Linked DNA regions of Homo sapiens: region 2 is linked to region 1. Evidence: read pairs that join two places in POLR2A ChIA-PET (ENCODE). Cell type or tissue: MCF 10A. All regions are shown on one strand. Links, peaks and the distances in the headings refer to the core of each region. The heading gives the core; the rest is flanking DNA. Region 1 overlaps LIMS1 (LIM zinc finger domain containing 1). Region 2 has its middle 35 kb from the start of SULT1C4.

The links. Peaks named below come from ENCODE experiments on the same cell type or tissue, not always from the same donor. Only the 100,000 strongest peaks of a DNase experiment are listed, where the experiment ranks them.
Region 2: POLR2A ChIA-PET joins it to region 1 with 7 read pairs; 2 of 35 experiments call an interaction of 5 or more read pairs at or near these places.

Annotation. Positions count from the first base shown.
Region 1 is chr2:108,617,072-108,626,032 of GRCh38, reverse strand. The region is part of intron 1 of LIMS1 (LIM zinc finger domain containing 1); the gene reads right to left. Among named protein-coding and RNA genes, the nearest start is that of LIMS1-AS1, 57 kb to the left of the region's middle. In MCF 10A, for the core only: no CTCF peak of the experiment used is centred there; a DNase peak (open chromatin) is centred at 4,812.
Region 2 is chr2:108,408,856-108,417,816 of GRCh38, reverse strand. No RefSeq gene overlaps it. Among named protein-coding and RNA genes, the nearest start is that of SULT1C4, 35 kb to the right of the region's middle. In MCF 10A, for the core only: no CTCF peak of the experiment used is centred there; a DNase peak (open chromatin) is centred at 4,736.

The DNA of each region.
Region 1 (8,961 bases), core at 3,188-7,187:
TTCTTTCTCTCTTACGGGATCATGAGACATGGTGGGCCCACACACACAAAAGCCCTTACTTAATGCAGTGCCTGGCCTATAACAGGGGTTCAATTAATGGTTATGTACTAGTCAGGAACACATGATCTGAGTTTTCACTCTCAAACCAAAGCAAGGACATTCCCACCACTTAAAAATGATTTTATATGCTATATCTATAAAAATATGAGCTTGGAAGGTTTATTCTATAACCAGAAAGTAAAGGTTACATTTCTTTGCACTTCCATTCTTGGTTAACCTGATCCATCCAGGAATCAGGAGAAGGGTACTACTTCAAGGTCAACGCTGCAGGAAAGGAGGAAAGGAGGTCTAAGAAGCGAAGAGCTCACTGCTGCTGTGTGGCAACTTCCCATTTTCACTTTACTCCTAAACTATTAGGGATACAAATTTCAAACTGCATTTTTTTGGGGGGGGGGATTCATATTCTTTTCAAATGGCTGACGTAGCCCTGATTTTATCCAGGCAAGATAAACCTAACTGGGAGGTGAGAGAGTGAGGAGGGCAGAAGCATGGCCGAAGGAACAGGGAAAAGGGAAAGCTCTAGGAGTTCTTATCTCAGCACTAGACCAGGGGTCAGCCCAGGTTTTCTGTGAAGGGCCTGAAGGTAAATAATTTTTGTCTTTGTGGGCCACATTGGTCTGTGTCACAACTCAACTTTGCCAGCGTAGCAGAAAACCACCACAGGCAACACATACAAATAAGCATGGCTGTGTTCCAGTAAAACTTCATTTGTGGACACTGAAATTTGAATTTCATATATTTCACATGTGAAAAATATTTTTATTATTTTTTCAACCATTCAAAAATGTAAAACCCATCCCAAGCTCATGGGCCATACACAAAAAGGCAGCAGGCCAGATTTGGCCTGAGGGTCATAAGTTCACCTGCCCCTATATATATTTTTTGTTTGTTTGTTTGAGAGAGTCTCACTCTGTAGCCCAAGCTGCAGTGCAACGGCGTGATCTCGGCTCACTGCAACCTCCGCCTTCCAGGCTCAAACAATTCTCGTGCCTCAGCATCCTCACTAGCTGGGACCATAGGTGTGCGCCACCACACCTGGCTAATTTTTTATATTTTAGTAGAGGCTGGGTTTCCCCATGTTGCCCAGAGTGGTCTTGAACTCCTGAGCTCAGGTGATCTGCCTGCCTCGGCCTCCCAAAGTGCTGGGATTATAGGCGTGAGCCACCGCACCCGGCCTACCAGCCCCTATATTGTTATTTATTTATTTATTTATTTAGAGACATAGTCTTGCTTGGTCACCCAGGCTAGAGTGCAGTGGCGCGATCTCGGCTCACTGCAACCTCTGTCTCCTGGGTTCAAACGATTCTCCTGCCTCAGCCTCCACAGTAGCTGGGACTACAGGCGCTTGCCACCACGTCCAGCTAATCTTTGTATTTTTAGTAGAGATGGGGTTTCACCACGTTGGCCAGACTGGTCTTGAACTTCTGACCTCAAGTGATCCGCCTGCCTCGGCCTCCCAAAGTACTGGGATTATAGGCGTCAGCCACTGCATCCAGCCACCAGCCCCTATATTAAGCTGTTTTGAACCCAACCAGGAGAAACTTCAATTTTGTACTGTTTCTAATCAGTTATTTATAGATCCCTTCTATCTGAGGCAGAGAAAAAGTAACTTTGAGAATTTTTAAAGGGCAGGAATTTCTCAGGTGTGTTTGTCATTCAGGTATTGTCAAAAAACAACTATGTTTGAATGCAACATAATTTAAAAGATAGAATAGCTAAAGGAGTAAGTGTAGGTACATGGGTATATCTTAGATGTTATTTTGGGACACCAAAAACTTCAGGGAAAAAAGGGTCAATGCCTTGTGAAGGTCTGGGGCTTCCGACCCACTGGAACAAGCATGTCACTTGTGTCACTTCACTCTAACTGTAACCACAAACACAGTGGGTAATGCTCCACTGTACAAAGTATGTGAATAAAGTCAGTTTCAAGTCATATTTAATACTTTAAAACAAAAGTCTAGGAAGCCCAGTGTTTGTCATGCCACCTTTTACCTGCTTCGGTTTTGAACAATTTCAAGTTTGACGCCGGAACTATTTTCATGTGTATTACAGTGCTCTTTAAGCACGTGCATCTCGTGTTTCAGAGCACAGCCTTTTATTTAAACTTTAAGAGCAAAAAATGTTTTCTGGCAGTGGCCATGGCCAATTTTAGTCTCTGAAAGTTTTTCTGTTAAGAGTCCACAAACGTAAGAAATGAACACTTGAGTAAGAAGGAATGAGAGCTGGAATGGGTCTTATGCAATACTTGAGACAGTATGAAAGATGTTTGATAGCACAGGTATTCAAAATCAAATAATTGTTCATGGAGAGAAAATCTGTGGTCATATTAAATATGCCCAAACCTAGGTGGGTGTTCCTGTGGCGAGGCCTGTGTCTTATTCCTCACTGTATCTTTACTTTGCAAATAGTAGGCACTCAATAACAATTAAACAATGAATTAACTGTATGGCACTATTCGCAAGATAACAATGCCACCTGCCTCACTGAATTGGTGGTTTGAGTTCTGTGAGAGAGTAAATAATGTTCAATAATAGTAGTTATTTTTATCCTTATTTTTTTAAAAAAAGAATAAACCAAGACTTAAAAAAATTATATAACTTGTCCAACTGAGTGGTACTGAAACTCTGGTGTACCTAACTTCAAAGTCCTTACTCTCTTTGATTCCTATTAGCTCAGAAACCTCATTTAATCCTGAAAATAGGCTTAGTATAACTAGGGTAAAAAAAAATACACCTAAGCTGATTAAAAAAAAAATCCAGGCATAAACAGACAATGGTTTACCTTTCTTGGCTAACCTATACTTCTGAATAAGGAAAATGATCATTTTCTCTACATTAGGAGACAAAAGTGGCAGAAATACAAGTCCCTTCTATGACCAGATAACTACATCACCAGAATGGGTGACAAAATATTTCTCTTTAAACAACTAGAACAGGCAATACTTAAGAATTATTCTTCCTCTTTTAATTAAATTCTAAGCAAAAAAAAAAAAAAAAAAATCTAGTTGTTTGAAAGAGCATTGTAACTATGTAAATAACTACTTCCTTGGCATATACGTTATTTTACTCATGAGTACTTTGGCTATTGTCTGAAAATAAAGAAAAGGTTGGTTTAGAATTTTTTTTATATAACTTAATTTTTTTAAAAAAGGAAATTCCTCCAAACCCCGAAATCTGAAATTAAAACTGTTTTTGGTAACTTCACTCTTGGATCCATTGTAGACTGGAGTCTACCAATAAATGTTGGTTTCAGAGGTCACTTCCAATTGTCTATCTGGTTAGCAATATAGAGCTCAATATTTTCACTAACCTCACATACAAACTTCTTAACAATTTAAACTCTGAGACTTTTAAATTGTTTAATCCAGTCAATTCAAAGTTAATACATTAAATGTAGCTAAGAGACACCTGACATAGTAAGCGATAAGTTCTAATAATGTTAGTGTCAATAATAGTCCTTTAATGCTACCCTCTTCAAAAATTGGTGAGTCAACAATTTTAAAATAAATGTTTCTTTAGCAAATTACAGTTACTGTAGTATAGCTGTCTGTGACAAATACAAATTTAATAGAGAAGTTGAAGCTTGTCAATTTGTCCTTGTTACATTTAAATAGAGAATTTAAAATAAACTCTGGAAGTTAGTTTGTAGGAAAAAGAACAATAGTACACAAAGTATAGATAGCCTTCCCGCCATCTAATCAGAATATTCAAACACTTAAATCAAGACCTCCAAATTAAAGTACTAAACAGTAAATGTAATTTAAAAAAAGGAAGTCTCTCTTTACTGCAGCCTTCTGTCATCAGTAAAACAGGAACATCCCAGGAACAGGGAAAATCTAAACCCTTCAGTTAATGCAGTATTTTAACACATAGGCTTAATGTTGTAGAGGCTTTCAGAACCTCAAATCTAAGAAATTTTCAGTAGTTGCAACAAAAAAATAAAATTGTGTTGTTTTAGGGAAATTCACTTTGAAAGCCAAGAACTCTAACCTTTTTAGTTAAAAAGGTTTCCAGGTTTTTGATGTCCTTCCTTCCTAGGCTACATTGAATAGTTCCACTGCATTCCTTTGTTACACCATTTCAGTAACAATCTCCATGGCACCCCTCCCCCAACCCCAAACCACCACAAACTACCCACCTTCATCAAAACACAGACAAAAACATGTTCCAATCAGCCAAAGAAAACTCTCTTTAAACTAAGTGGAAAAATCAGTTGTTTTCAATTTAAAATATTTCTGGTGATTATATAATTTTTAAAGACATAACAACACTGTAGGTTTGGAGAAGGGGTAAAACAACTTAAAGGATTTGTGAAGAAATGGGCAAAAGTATTCTGGTTTTGCACAGTTCCAATCAGTACAATCTTGATATTGTGTTCAGTTTTTAATTACAGACTAAGAGGCTACTTTTCAATGAGTACTTCCCAACGCTGCATCCACTTAGGCATGAATCCCCACTGCACTTACTAGATTAGATGTCTTGACCTTTAGCCAACCATGACTTTGCACTCACCTTAGCTCTTCCTCTGGTAACCCATTTACTCTCAAACTATCGGGGCGATCTCGTCTTCTCCTGTAGAGACCTGAATGTGAAAGCTCTTTAAGCTGTAATGCAGTCATACTTCTCTCCACACATCAATTGCTGACACTTTAAAGCATTTATGCTCAGCAGTGTGGCTGCCAGGGGAAAGCAGCGTCCCTTGCCGAGGGACCTCAGCACACCTGACTCAGCCTTAGAAACCTCCAGGCAGACCAAGCTGCTGAAGCACAGCTTCCTGTTTCTCACTGGTACACACCCTCCTCAGCAAGGCACAACTTGCCTTATCTCTGGGCCTCGCACCTTGGGGAGGGGGGAAGCGGTGACCAAGAAGGCAGGTTACTTACTTGTTTATTAATAAGCAAAATTTAATTGTTATGAATAATCACACCAATTCCTTTAAAAACCTTGCCAGGACCACTCTGAACTAAAATTGGGCTAAAAAGCTCCAGTAAGGTAGTCGCTAAAGAAGGGTCCTGCTGTTTTATTTGCCAGGAAATCCATCAACACTTCACAGGCAGTTGTCAGTTTAAAGAACCGCCTGGTTATAGTGAGCTCCTTAGGGACATTTTCCTTAAAAAGGAGAGGAGGGGCAGAATTCTAAAGGGAAGCAGTCCAATTCCTCCCCCTTACCACTCCACTCTAAATCCTCTTCAGAAGGGAAGGAAGTGTCTTTGGTCCACCCACCCCTCATTAAATATTACTGAAGAATTCATAACTGAAAGGAAGATGGTTTCTTCCTTCATTCATTGTAATTACTGGCTGTGAATAATGCCCTCTCGTAGGAAAGGCCACCCCGGCTGACACAATGCTGTTGGCTTTAAGGTGGAATGGGTCCTATATACCCTGTATTTATCTGTACATTTGACCTCGGAAAGTGACAATGTTAGGAAGGTTTTGGGTGTGGGGATGTGTACAACAGAGGACAGGTTTGGGGAAAGTCCTTCGTCATCCAGCTCAAAGTGATGCTACCCAACAGCAGGCACAGCACGGCCCTCCAATCCACTTCAGTCCCACTGGGAACACAGGACCACACCACAAATACAGGCTACCTCCCAGCAAGATCTTAGCCAGTAGTTTGACTAAATGGTTCTAGGAATTTTTCTCTGGGCAATTTATACCAGCCTCTTTTCCTTTTAGAACCTTCTCGACAAGAACACAGAGAAATGGGTCTGATAATATTTTTACACTAAGAGCTAGAGAGTTATTCCCATCTCTGAGAGAATCTGCTCTATATATACAAAAATTAAGGCAACCCATAGGAAAGGGAAGTCTACATCTTATTCCTTCACTTAGGACACAGATGCTAGTTCCCCTGAGGGCTACCATTTGTTACGCTAGGTCCACGGCCCCAGGAAAAACAAATGACTTTTCATAATTGCCATTCAAACACAGCATATGTTTTTAAAGATGCAGGGAAAAAATTTACCATTTTTGTCACTACACTAGATTTAATGAGTGATGAAACACGTTTTAAAAAATCAGTTGACAGTTACATCTGTCTCCGGGAGGGTATACAAAAAACCGGTAATACTGGCTGCTTCTGAGGGACCTGGGGAGACAGAAGCAGAAGGAAGCATTTCCACTACACACACCACTCTACACCTTCTGAACTTTGAATATATTGCCACTCAAAAACAAATAGAATGTAGAAGATTTAAATACCAAACAATTTAGTTTACAGTAATAGAAACATTTCAATTTAGAACTCCTGAAGTATCCAATTCTTTTTGTTTTGTTTTGTTTTGTTTTTTGAGACAGAGTCTCCCTCTGTCACCCAGGCTAGAGTGCAGTGGCATAATCTCGGCTCACTGTAACCTCCGCCTCCCGGGTTCAAGTGATTCTCGTGCCTCAGCCTCCCCAGTAGCTGGGATTACAGGTTTGCGCCACCACGCCCAGCTAATTTTTGAATTTTTAGTAGAGATGGGGTTTTGCCATGTTGGCCAGGCTGGTCTCGAACTCCAAGCCTCAAGTGATCGAACTGCCTCGGCCTCCCAAATTGCTGGGATTACAGGCGTGTGCCACCGTGCCCAGCCTTCGTTTTTTAAAATCAAGACAAGTTAAAAAAAAAAAAAAAGAACAGAAACAACCACTAATCTTCCTTGTTTTCCCCCACCATCAACACAGAATAGACGCCTAATGAATAAAACACAAATCAATTGTATATTCATTGTAAATACAGAAATCCCAACATTAAATATGACCTGTCTCCATAGGAAATGTAAATAATTGCTTATTTTTAAAAGAGTTTTTAAAAATTAATGCAGCTTGCTGACAAGGGAAAACAACTTGGTGACTACTAAAGGTTAACCAGACAGGAAACACCTAACTGTGTAGGATGAATCCTGCATTTGATGAGACTAGTGTTAAAAGGATGTGCAGGGGGTTAGACGGGGCGGGGGAGAGCAGTAACAGGGACAGTTACCAAGCCATAAAACAAACGAGCTGAAACAATTCTTGCCCTCTGACTTTTAAAAAGGCTGTACTGACAAACAGGAACTTCAGCAAATCAATGCTTATGTTCTGATGAAACTGCCACAGCTGAGTAAAATTAAATTCTGGGCCTTTGGGGAAGGCCTTTTTAACCAGGATCTTTTTTTTTTTTTTTTTTTTTGAGACGGAGTCTTGCTCTGTCGCCAGGCTGGAGTGCAGTGGCACGATCTCAGCTCACTGCAACCTCCACCTCCCGAGTTCAAGCGATTCCCCTGCCTCAGCCTCCCAAGTAGCTGGGATTATAGGCACGCGCAACCACGCCTGGCTAATTTTTTGTATTTTAGTAGAGATGGGGTTTCACCATGTTGGCCAAGATGGTCTTGATCTCCTGACCTTGTGATCTGCCCGCCTCAGCCTCCCAACGGGCTGGGATTACAGGCGTGAGCCACCGTGCCCCGCCTAACCAGGATCTTTTCACTGAAGATAGAGAGAGAGAGAGAGAGGACTGCTTTCCCTCCCCAGCACCCTTCAGACAGCAGCACATCAGCACAGGGAAGGGGGTCAGATGGGCAAACACCCAGGACACACAGCAGGGCCATGACAAAGACAGGGAGGAGTCCCCATCTATTTTTCCTTTCAAATGTACTTTCCCATGGAGATGGAATTATTAATTATGCCTGAATTCTCAGATCAGGCCCTATTTAAAAGGGTTTCAAATTTCAAATAACTGTCTTAGCATGATTTTGACAGTACAGAGGGAGGCCTGTATAAATGCATTTTCTGCGGGTTTCCAAATAGAGATATTTTTCATTTTAGCACTCTAAAAAAATCTTTGAAGGTCAGTCCAGACTCTCATTCAATGCAGAATTCCCCACCGTCATTTTCCCCATGGCCTCATCCCTATACAATATCTATGACCTGGGAGTTTGTCTCTTCATGGACACTTGCAGTGATGGGGAAATTACTACCTCATAAAACTCCTGGGGCTTTCCCCCACATGCCCAGTGGTTCTTGAGGAACAACAGTTCACAAAAACTGGGAATAAGACATTTGCCTTAACAATTGGTCTGGCCCTAATTACAACTTTCTGTCCTTTTTTCCAAACTGCTGGGTTCTCCTTGAATCTGTACTTTGACTCCAGCAGATCTCACACCCCCATCCCAGCTGAGAGGACTGGACTCCAGGAGTTTCCCAGACAGACTGTGCTTCCTCTCACTTTCTAGCCTTTGCACATATGGCTTGGTAAGACTGGAAGAAGGATCACTGGCAGGACTAGCTCCTGATCATCCCACTAAGACTCACTACAAGGATCATCTCTTCCGAGAAACCTTTCTAAACCCCATATCCCACTTACCGCTGCATCTATAGGGCCAGGGACATGGAAGACAGTCACGTTTGTTAAACAAGCTTTATGTTTTAGTTGTTCAACCAATTAATTTTGAGAGCCTAATCATTTTACAATGTCATGTTTGAGAAGAAATCTCCAGAGTTTTGAAGCTTTTTCATTTCTGCATGTAACACTCAATGTTACCTAAATGAGATTTTAAAAGACACACTTCTTCTACAGTATTGGAAAAATTTACTTTCTTGGTGAGACTAAAACTCTGAAGCTTTCATATTTGTGGAGTTGAACAGTACCTTCCACAAGTATAAACATTTTCCATTTGTGATAAGAATAAAAAATTAGCCTGGATTTTTGCCTAAACTTGTCATAGTCCAGCTTTTAGCATCCTGTTGCAATTAACCCCTTCAGATATAAGAGGGTAAAGAAACCTAATTAAACATCAAGCTGTAAATATGATCATTAATGTTACTGAATCATCAATTATTTCTCCTATACAGAGTTAAGAAAGCTGCAAGCTGGTTTCCATGGCTAACTGGGGCTCACTGCCAGTACACTAGGTACTAATGGCTCGTAAACTGGTTGAGCAGC
Region 2 (8,961 bases), core at 2,259-6,258, 210 kb after region 1:
TGCATATTTGTTGAAAGAATACACACATCATTTAATTAATTTTTGAGCTTCATAAGAAAACACACCCGGTATCTCCTATGATTGAATAAAATCATAACAGTGAAGAAGATAAGCTGATCCTATTGATGACAGAATTTGACAAGAACAACCTGCCTTTTCTGGTTTTAACATTGAGGGCCCATGAAAGAAGTAGACAAGGAGGAAGAGATAGGTAGATGCATGGGCCACATAACATGGGGTGCCACCAAGCAAATCCAACCTTGTTTTTGTGGCTGTCATGTTTGCAGCCTGCCTTTAGTCGTGGCCACTGCATAACTCCCTTGGGGTGGATAGTCTACCACTAGGTGGAATGTTGGAATGCCACCTGGTGGAATAGACCACGCTCTCCTTACCAGTAGAGTTGATAATGTGCTGCTGACACCAAGTCAGCCTAATACTTGCCATTGGCTCAGGGGCTGAGAAGGACATACTAACAATTACCTGTGAGCCTGGTAAGGATAGCAAAATGGTTAACATGGAATTTGAATCAGTATTTCCAGGCCTCTAAGTGACCACAAAAATAACCAGTAGGGGACTTCAAAAATGTCTGACAGAGCATCAATTAATCTTGCATATTAGTTTAAGAACTTCTTTGATACAGTCAAGAGATGGCCTAAAAATATAGGCTGTATTTTTGCATACCACGTATTCCACATACCATATCATCCTGGAAACGTCTGCTGTCAGACCCTGCTCCTCCTTATCCCCATCCCAAGCATTAGGAATAGTGACTAATTGTTTTCTGTTTTAGAAAGCTAAACTGTTTCTATAAAGGGCTAGATAACAAATATTTTAGGTTTTCTGGGCCATATGTTCTCTTCCACAACTTCTCAACTCTGCTTGCTGTTGTAGTGCAAAAGCAGCCAGAGACAACACATATTTAAGTGAATGATCTCATAACTGTGTTCCAATAAAACTTATTTTTTTTGTTTGTTTGTTTTTTTGAGTCAGGATCTCACTCTGTCACTCAGGCTGGAGTGCAGTGGCATAATCTCGGCTCACTGCAACCTCCACCTCTCCAGTAGCTGGGACTACAGGCACGAGCCACCACGCCTGGATAATTTTTGTATTTTTTGTAGAAATGGGGTTTTACCGTGTTGGCCAGGCTGGTCTCGAACTCCAGACCTCAGGTGATCTGCCTGCCTCCGCCTCCCAAAGTGCTGGGATTACAGGTGTGAGCCAGTACGCCTGGCCCCAATAAAACTTTATTTACAAATAAAGTTTTTTATTTGTAAATAAATAAATTTGACCAAAGGGCCATAGTTGGCTGATGTGATTTAGACTATCACATAAACACAACTGGGAGATTAGAAGAGTGGGCCTGTCAGTCATTTGCTGTAATTCATACTCCATTGTAGATGAGTCACTATCTATTGATTTAATATGGTACATCTTTTAGTAGACTCGGTAAGGTATTAGCAGGCAATCTTCTTCTCTCAAAGATGTGGTCATTGTGTGCACTATTTCAAGATAAACAACTTTTGCTTGCTATCAAAATTTTACTCTTGGTAAACCAAACACCCTTCTATAAAGACGGAAAAATTTTGTTAGAACCCCAGAAGAAGATATAATCGTATCCCTTAGATAATTTATCTTTTAATTCTCAGAGCACGTTATTCAAAGTCCTTTAGGAATCCTTGTTTCTATTCATATAAAATTAAACCAGAAACTGAGATCTTTATCAAGTTATGGATCATATTAGAAATCACAGGTATAGTCTAATTTCTTAAGTCCAGCTTGAGTTTTAGGTGTACTCATTCCTGATTGTTTATTATAGGAGTGAATTTGGGAAGTGTCTAAAACAAGGTGACTTATGTGTTTAGAATAACTGATCTCTATCTGAAGAACAGTGGCCTCATGAAGCTATTCTGTCACTTTACATTAAAAAAATATATAAATTATAATATATGTTTATATAAAATTATATATTTTATAATTATATAAAATTATATATAATTATATATTTTATAATTATATAAAATTATATAAAATTATATATATTTATATAAAAATTATATATATAATTATATAAAAATATATAAATATATATAATTATATAAAAATATATAAATATATATAATTATATAAAAATATATAAATATATATAATTATATAAAAATTATATATAAATTATGTATAATATATTATTATATGTTATATATATTATATATATTATATATTATATATAATATATATTATATATAATATATATTATATATAATATATATTATATAATATATATTATATATTATATATATTATATATATTATATATATTATATATATTATATATAATATATATAATATATATTATATAATATATAATATATATTATATATATTATATATATTATATAATATTATATATGTAATATATAATTATAAAGATATATAAAATATGTATATAAAAATATTATAAATATAAAATTATATATAATAAATTATATATAATTTACATAAAAATTATATATATTATATATAATTATATATTTTATATATATATATACACACACACGCACATTAGCACCAATTAAAGACCAGGACACAGTCAGAGAAGGCACCAGTAGAGTGGATATTTCCCATTGGCTTAGGGACTGAGAAGGACATCCTACAATTGACTGTTGAATAGATTTGGATTGGGCTAGAAGAGCCTAAGATAGAAGAAGCTATTGTGTAGCGGTTCTTTCAGCCTGGTCTACATTTACAGAGCATCTACCACTCACTAAGCATTATGCTAGGCACTGGTCAGGGAAGGGGGAAAGATGCAATTGTAATTAAGACAGAGAAATTCTCACTTGTTGAATTAGTTGTAGACACAGGCTATAAGCACATAAATGAACAATATTAATTGTTTTTAGTTCTAGCAATTAAAATGGCTTTCCACTGTTGCTAGCCCTGGGAGACTAACCATTCCTTATTGGTTTTGCTGCTCACATCTTTGTAAACAATCCCTTGTTGAATTGTCCTGTTGCATTCCTGACTGACATAGATGGCAATGATCTTGGCATGTTTGAGAAACAGCAAGAAGGCCAAGTTGATTAGAGAGTCATGACTAGTGGGTAGTAGTCACTTCCCATTCTCTAATCACCTCCGCCTTCTTGCTTTTCCTCAAACATACTGAGGTCATGTAGTAGAAGGTGCAGTTGAAGAGGGCTTGGCCAGTCCCTGGGGGCTTTGAAGGTTGTGCTGAGTTTGGGCTGTGTTGTTTGCAAAATGGGAAGACATTGGTTGGTTTTAAGCAGGGGAAACATGATCTGAATTATGCATCAAGAAGGTCATTCTGACTTTTTTGTGTAAAGAGGCTATTGGAGCAGATGTGGGGGAGTGGAAGCTCTTAGGAGGCCTTGTAGTGGTTCAGAGGTGATAGTGCTGTGGGTGAGGGGGTTGTAAAGGAGGTGATGAACCGTGATCGGATTTAGGATAACATTTGAAATTAGTGCCAGTTTTGAGGAACAACTTGGATTTTCTGTTGCACTTATGTGGGCATGAGGGAAAGAGAGGGATTAAAGAAGACTCTTAGGTTTTAGGCCAGAGTAACTTCTGAATAGTGGGACTGTTAATCAAGGTGGAAGAAGGCTAGGGGTGAAGATCAGGTAGGATATTTACAACCTATGTTTTGGACATATTTGGACAAATTCGAGTTGTCTATTAGGCATCCAAGTAGATATGCTAATTAGGCAATTAGTTTAAAGACCATCTATCAAATGTGAAATTTGAGTTTGAATTTCAGTGCTACTATTTTCTAGCTGTTTATTGCTATCTTCTCCCCCCTGGTTTCCTTGTTTGCCCTGGATGTTGACATCCAGTCAGCAGATGTGAGAAGAGGGGGTGGAGGATTTTGTGAGAAAGTTTTTATGGGCCAAGTAAGGGAGTCACTCATATTCTTTTGGGTTGCAAAAATCCAACTGTGTCTGAGACTGAGGAATATTGTCTTGCTGAGGGCCCAGGAAGGAGAGAAGATGGGTGTGGTGGTTAACTAGCCATCTGAGTCAAATTCACCCTTCTGGATACCAAATATCCATTTCCCCCTTCTTCCCACTTAGAGAAGACACCCTCCCCATGGGCGAGAGCCCAAAAGTCCCATCTTGTTACTGGCTGCCACTTCAAGTTGAGCATCTCAGGATGAACTGCAGTCATTTTTCCAACAGGGCAGGGTGTGGCCAACTTCTGAATCAAAAGGACAAGGTTTTTGTATTCTAGCCACACATTACACAGTGATATAGTAGGTATAGGGTACTTCCACTGAGAAAAGGAAAGAATGAGAATCACACAGCAGTCATTGATCCAGCACTTGGTGACACCCTGCAGGGAATGCCTGAGGAGTCCTGTCTGCCCTGACATTGGGCACAGTTCCACAATTAGACCCAATGCTGCTGCCTGAGAAGGACTTTTTTAATCCACTGTTTTCCATGATCCCTGACTCTACTCTCTGGGAAGTTCTTCCTTGTGAGTGACCACTTCTGCATACATGAAGGAATGAATCATCCCATACAAGATTTACTGTGGAAAAAATTTTGTAAATATCCTGCAGGTATCTTTGAGAACATCTTTACTCTACCCTTCAGCCCAATTACAAAACAACATCATAGTCTTTGTACTTTAAAAAGTGAGTCAACTGAATTTTCAGAATAGTTGTGGTAAGATGGCTGTCTTTTTTTTTCTTTTTCCGTATATCTAATGCCCACTGAGAACAAAAGTTCCCTCAGGCTGATTGGCCAGAGTCCAAAGGGATGCTCACAGGGCCAAGTGAGTCCCAGAATCAGCAGCTGATAAGGCCATGTTCCAAAGAGCTCACATTGCACCAGAGGTGGAAAAGAACATTACGGATATAGTAACTATTGATATATTACCGTTGTACTCATCAAACACCAATTTTACTTTAATAATAATTTGTAAGCTGCATTCACTATTAATAATAAAATAATTAAATATTTTTAGACATAAAATTCAGAGTATGTAGAATTTAGTAAAGCACTCTTATTTTTCTTGTTTATGGTATCTTAACTTACTAGTGTACATTAATAATTAGCTCATTTTGTCACCATATGATTGTATTTTTACCAATTTTTGTTTTGAGACAGAGTCTCACTCTATCACCCAGGCTGGAGTGCAGTGGCGTGATCTCGGCTCACTCCAACCTCTACCTCCCGGGTTCAAGCGATTCTCCTGTCTCAGCCTCTTGAGTAGCTGGGACTACAGGCATGTGCCACCATGCTCAGCTAATTTTTTTTTGTATTTTTAGTAGAGACGGGGTTTCACCATGCTGGCCAGGCTGGTCTCAAACTCCTGACCTCGAACTCCTGACCTTGTGATCTGCCCGCCTCGGCCTCCCAAAGTGCTGAGATTACAGGCGTGAGCCACCATGCCTGGCTGTATTTTTACCAAATTATTAAAGCACATCCAATATAGATTAGATGATGCTCAATTATTTTGCAAAATAAATAAGACTTGTTTATAATTTTTAGCAAAAAAGGTGAATTTAAAAAATTATTCATAAAATGTACCTATGTTTAGAATCACAGAAAGGTTACAACTGAAAGGAACTTTATAGCCTACTCAGTTCACATCTTTATCTTGTATTTAGGGCTGTAGTATGATATATTTTACGAAGAAAAAGTATCACCAAACTCCAATTAGAAATTTACTTATTTGAGGAACTATATAAAGCTGTATCAGATGTTATACATTAGACCCAAATATGTGTCTCTGAAAAGTAATTACTTTATAATCACCATTATGTTTGCAAGGCACAAATATTTAATTACAATGTTCAGATATATAGTTGTCCCCCATTATCTATGGGGGTTTGGTTCCAGGAACTCCCTGTGAATACCAAAATCCATGAATGCTCAAGTTCATTATACAAAATGGTGCAGTATTTATATATAACTTATTGAAATCCTCCCATATACTTTATTTTTAAAAAATACTTTTATTATATTTATGTATTTTTTAAGAGACAGAGTCTCCCTCTGTTGTCCAGGCTGGAGTGCAGTGGCATTCACAGCTCACTGCAGATTTGAACTCCTGGACTTAAGGAATCCTCCTGCCTTAGCCTTCCAAGTAGCTAAGACTACAGGCATGTACCACTACACCGGGCTTATTTAAAAATTTTTTTTTGTGGAGATAGGTTTTGCTGTGTTGCCCAGGTTGGTCTCAAACTCCTGGCCTCAAGCAATTCACCTTCCTAAGCCTCCCAAAGCGCTAGGGTTATAGGTGTGAACCGCTGCTTCTAGCCCCACCTCCTGTATAACTTTAAATCAACTCTATAATTATAAATAATACCTAGTACAGTATAAATGCTATGTAAATACTTATTATACTGTCTCGTTTAGGTAATAGTGTCAAGAAACAAAGTTTGTGCATGTTCAGTACAGAAGCAACCATCCATTTTTTCCCAAATATTTTCAATCTGTGGTTGGATGAATTCATGCATGTGGAACACATGGATATGGAGGGCCAACTGTATCAGATAAAGTCTTAGAAACTATTAGGTAGACAAGCGGAATTCAGTGAGATTTGCAGCAGCGTGGGAACCTGTATGTAACAGAAGAACTGGACCATGGTAGCGATTTGTTGATTTTGAGCATCTTAGTGATGAGTGAGGTCTAGCACACAACCATGTGTCGGCATTGTACCTGCCATGAAGACAGTCAGAATGAAGAGGTGAGCTAGCAGCCCTCAGGTATAGGCATACTTTCTACTGCCATGGTTCACAGCCACTTAGAATGACATTGGAAGGTGCAGTTTAAAAACTTAGGTTCTCTTCATGGTGCCAAAACCAGAGCACTGGGAATGAAGGAAAAGGGAAGGAGTATTCACTGATAGAACAGACGCTGTTGGCCTCACCAATGATAGGATGGAAAATCAAACTTTTAAAGTAGTAGGTTGAAGATTTAAAAACTCAGCTGGGGCTGTATGAAAGGGGTGGGGAGAACACAGATGTGTATGGACACTAGAGGAAGTGGAGCCAGATCCCAGCGCTGCAGAAGAGGAGGCTGAGAGCAAAGTTTCTACTCCCATGAAAGCCACACAAGTCACTGAGGGCCCAGATAACTCAAAAGCAGACGGAACACAAAGCTTTGAGGAACAGGACATGGTTTGGGCAGTATCAATCCTCACACAGACTTTATGAAAAGATTTACAGTAATTATAATAATCATGTCCATTATCATTGCTAGGTTTCATTGGTTACAGATGATGTCCCAAGCACATTTGCCTTTTTTTTTTTTTTTGAGATGGAACCTCGCTCTGTCACCCAGGCTGGAGTGCAGTGGCACGATCTCCGCTCACTGGAAGCTCCACCTCCTGGGTTCACCCATTCTCCTGCCTCAGCCTCCTGAGTAGCTGGGACTACAGGCACCTGCCACCACGCCCGGCTAATTTTTTTTGTATTTTTAGTAGAGACGGGGTTTCACTGTGTTAGCCAGGATGGTCTCAATCTCCTGACCTCGTCATCTGTCCACCTCGGCCTCCCCAAATGCTGGATTACAGGCGTTGGCCACTGCGCTCAGCCCCAAGCACATTTCTAAGTGCTTCACATGCATTAACTCACATAATTCTTAAAGCAAAAGAGAAGTAGTTACTATTAGTAGCTCCAGTTACAGAGGAGGAAACTGAGGTGCAGTTAAATAAATTGCTGACATTTCACACAGTGAGAAAACTGGAGTGGGGTCTGGAACCTGAGCAATCTGATTGCAGACCTCATTTGACCACTATGCTAAGAATCTTTCAAGAAGGATAATTTCTAGATGGGAGACTAAAAATAACAAACACTGAGAGATGACTAAATCGCTTGCTCTGTGTTAAGTAATTTATGTGCATTACCTAACTTAATTGCATGCCTCAAGAGCTAGGGACTCCAAGGAAGGCAAGGCAAGCTGGCTTCCTGAGAGAAAGACTGAGTAGAGGCTGTGTGCCTCAACAGAACCTAGGCCTGCTTCAGATGTCAAAGAGGGAATAGCAATGAAGACAATTGAAGTGGGCTGCCTGACTGGAGACCTCATCATTGCAAATGTATCCATTTCAGAGAAGGGGGCCTGTGTTTGAGATGCCATACTCAGAGAGAGAAGGCAGTTCACAAGGGGTGGAATGTATTCAGACCCTGGAAACCCGTGGTGGTATGGTGGTAAACTAACTCATTGATTGCTCCTCCTTGTTGTGGTCACTTGTCAGCTTCTGGGTCACTTATGTTTCACCTCACATCTTGACATGTTTAGGTCCTCAGTCTTCGTTGCCACTCCTTTCAATTTTTGGTGATTTTAATAACCACACGGACTACCTCTTCTTTTCTTCAGTGCTCCTGTGTTTCACTCTCCCCCAGTTGATTGCTTTAGTGATCATGCCTTAGGACTTGTCTTTACCAATAATCGGGTACTTTTCATAATCACAATTACAGGCATCTCACCAACTAACCACCATCTTCCATCTTTCCCACGCACTCCTTCCAGCACTCTGACCCTAACAATGGTGCTACCTGTGCCAGACCATCTGCATCTGTGTCTGCATATCCTGCCTTCCTCCTGTTACTAGGGATGAACTGTTTGAACTCCTGGGTTCTGTCTGTTCCCACCCCACACTCATCATCAGTTTTCCTTTCTTTTCTATAATGTCTCACATTTTATACTTTGCTGCCACATTCTACCTCAGATACTGCCCATTTTTTCCCTCTGTAATAGTAAACTCCTAAAATAGTTGACTATATTTACCATCTCCAGATAATTTCCTTGTCTCTCTTGCAGTCTCTGCAGGCAGAACTTTTGTGATCAATCTACCAAAATAGGTCTTGTCAAGGTTAAAAATGGCCTCCACTTTAGTAAATTCAGTGTTGTTTGTCAGTAATGCCAATAACTACCCTCTACCTCCAAACATAAATTTTTTTTTCCGTGGAAGAAGGAGAGGGAAAAGCAGAACTCTAAATTTGG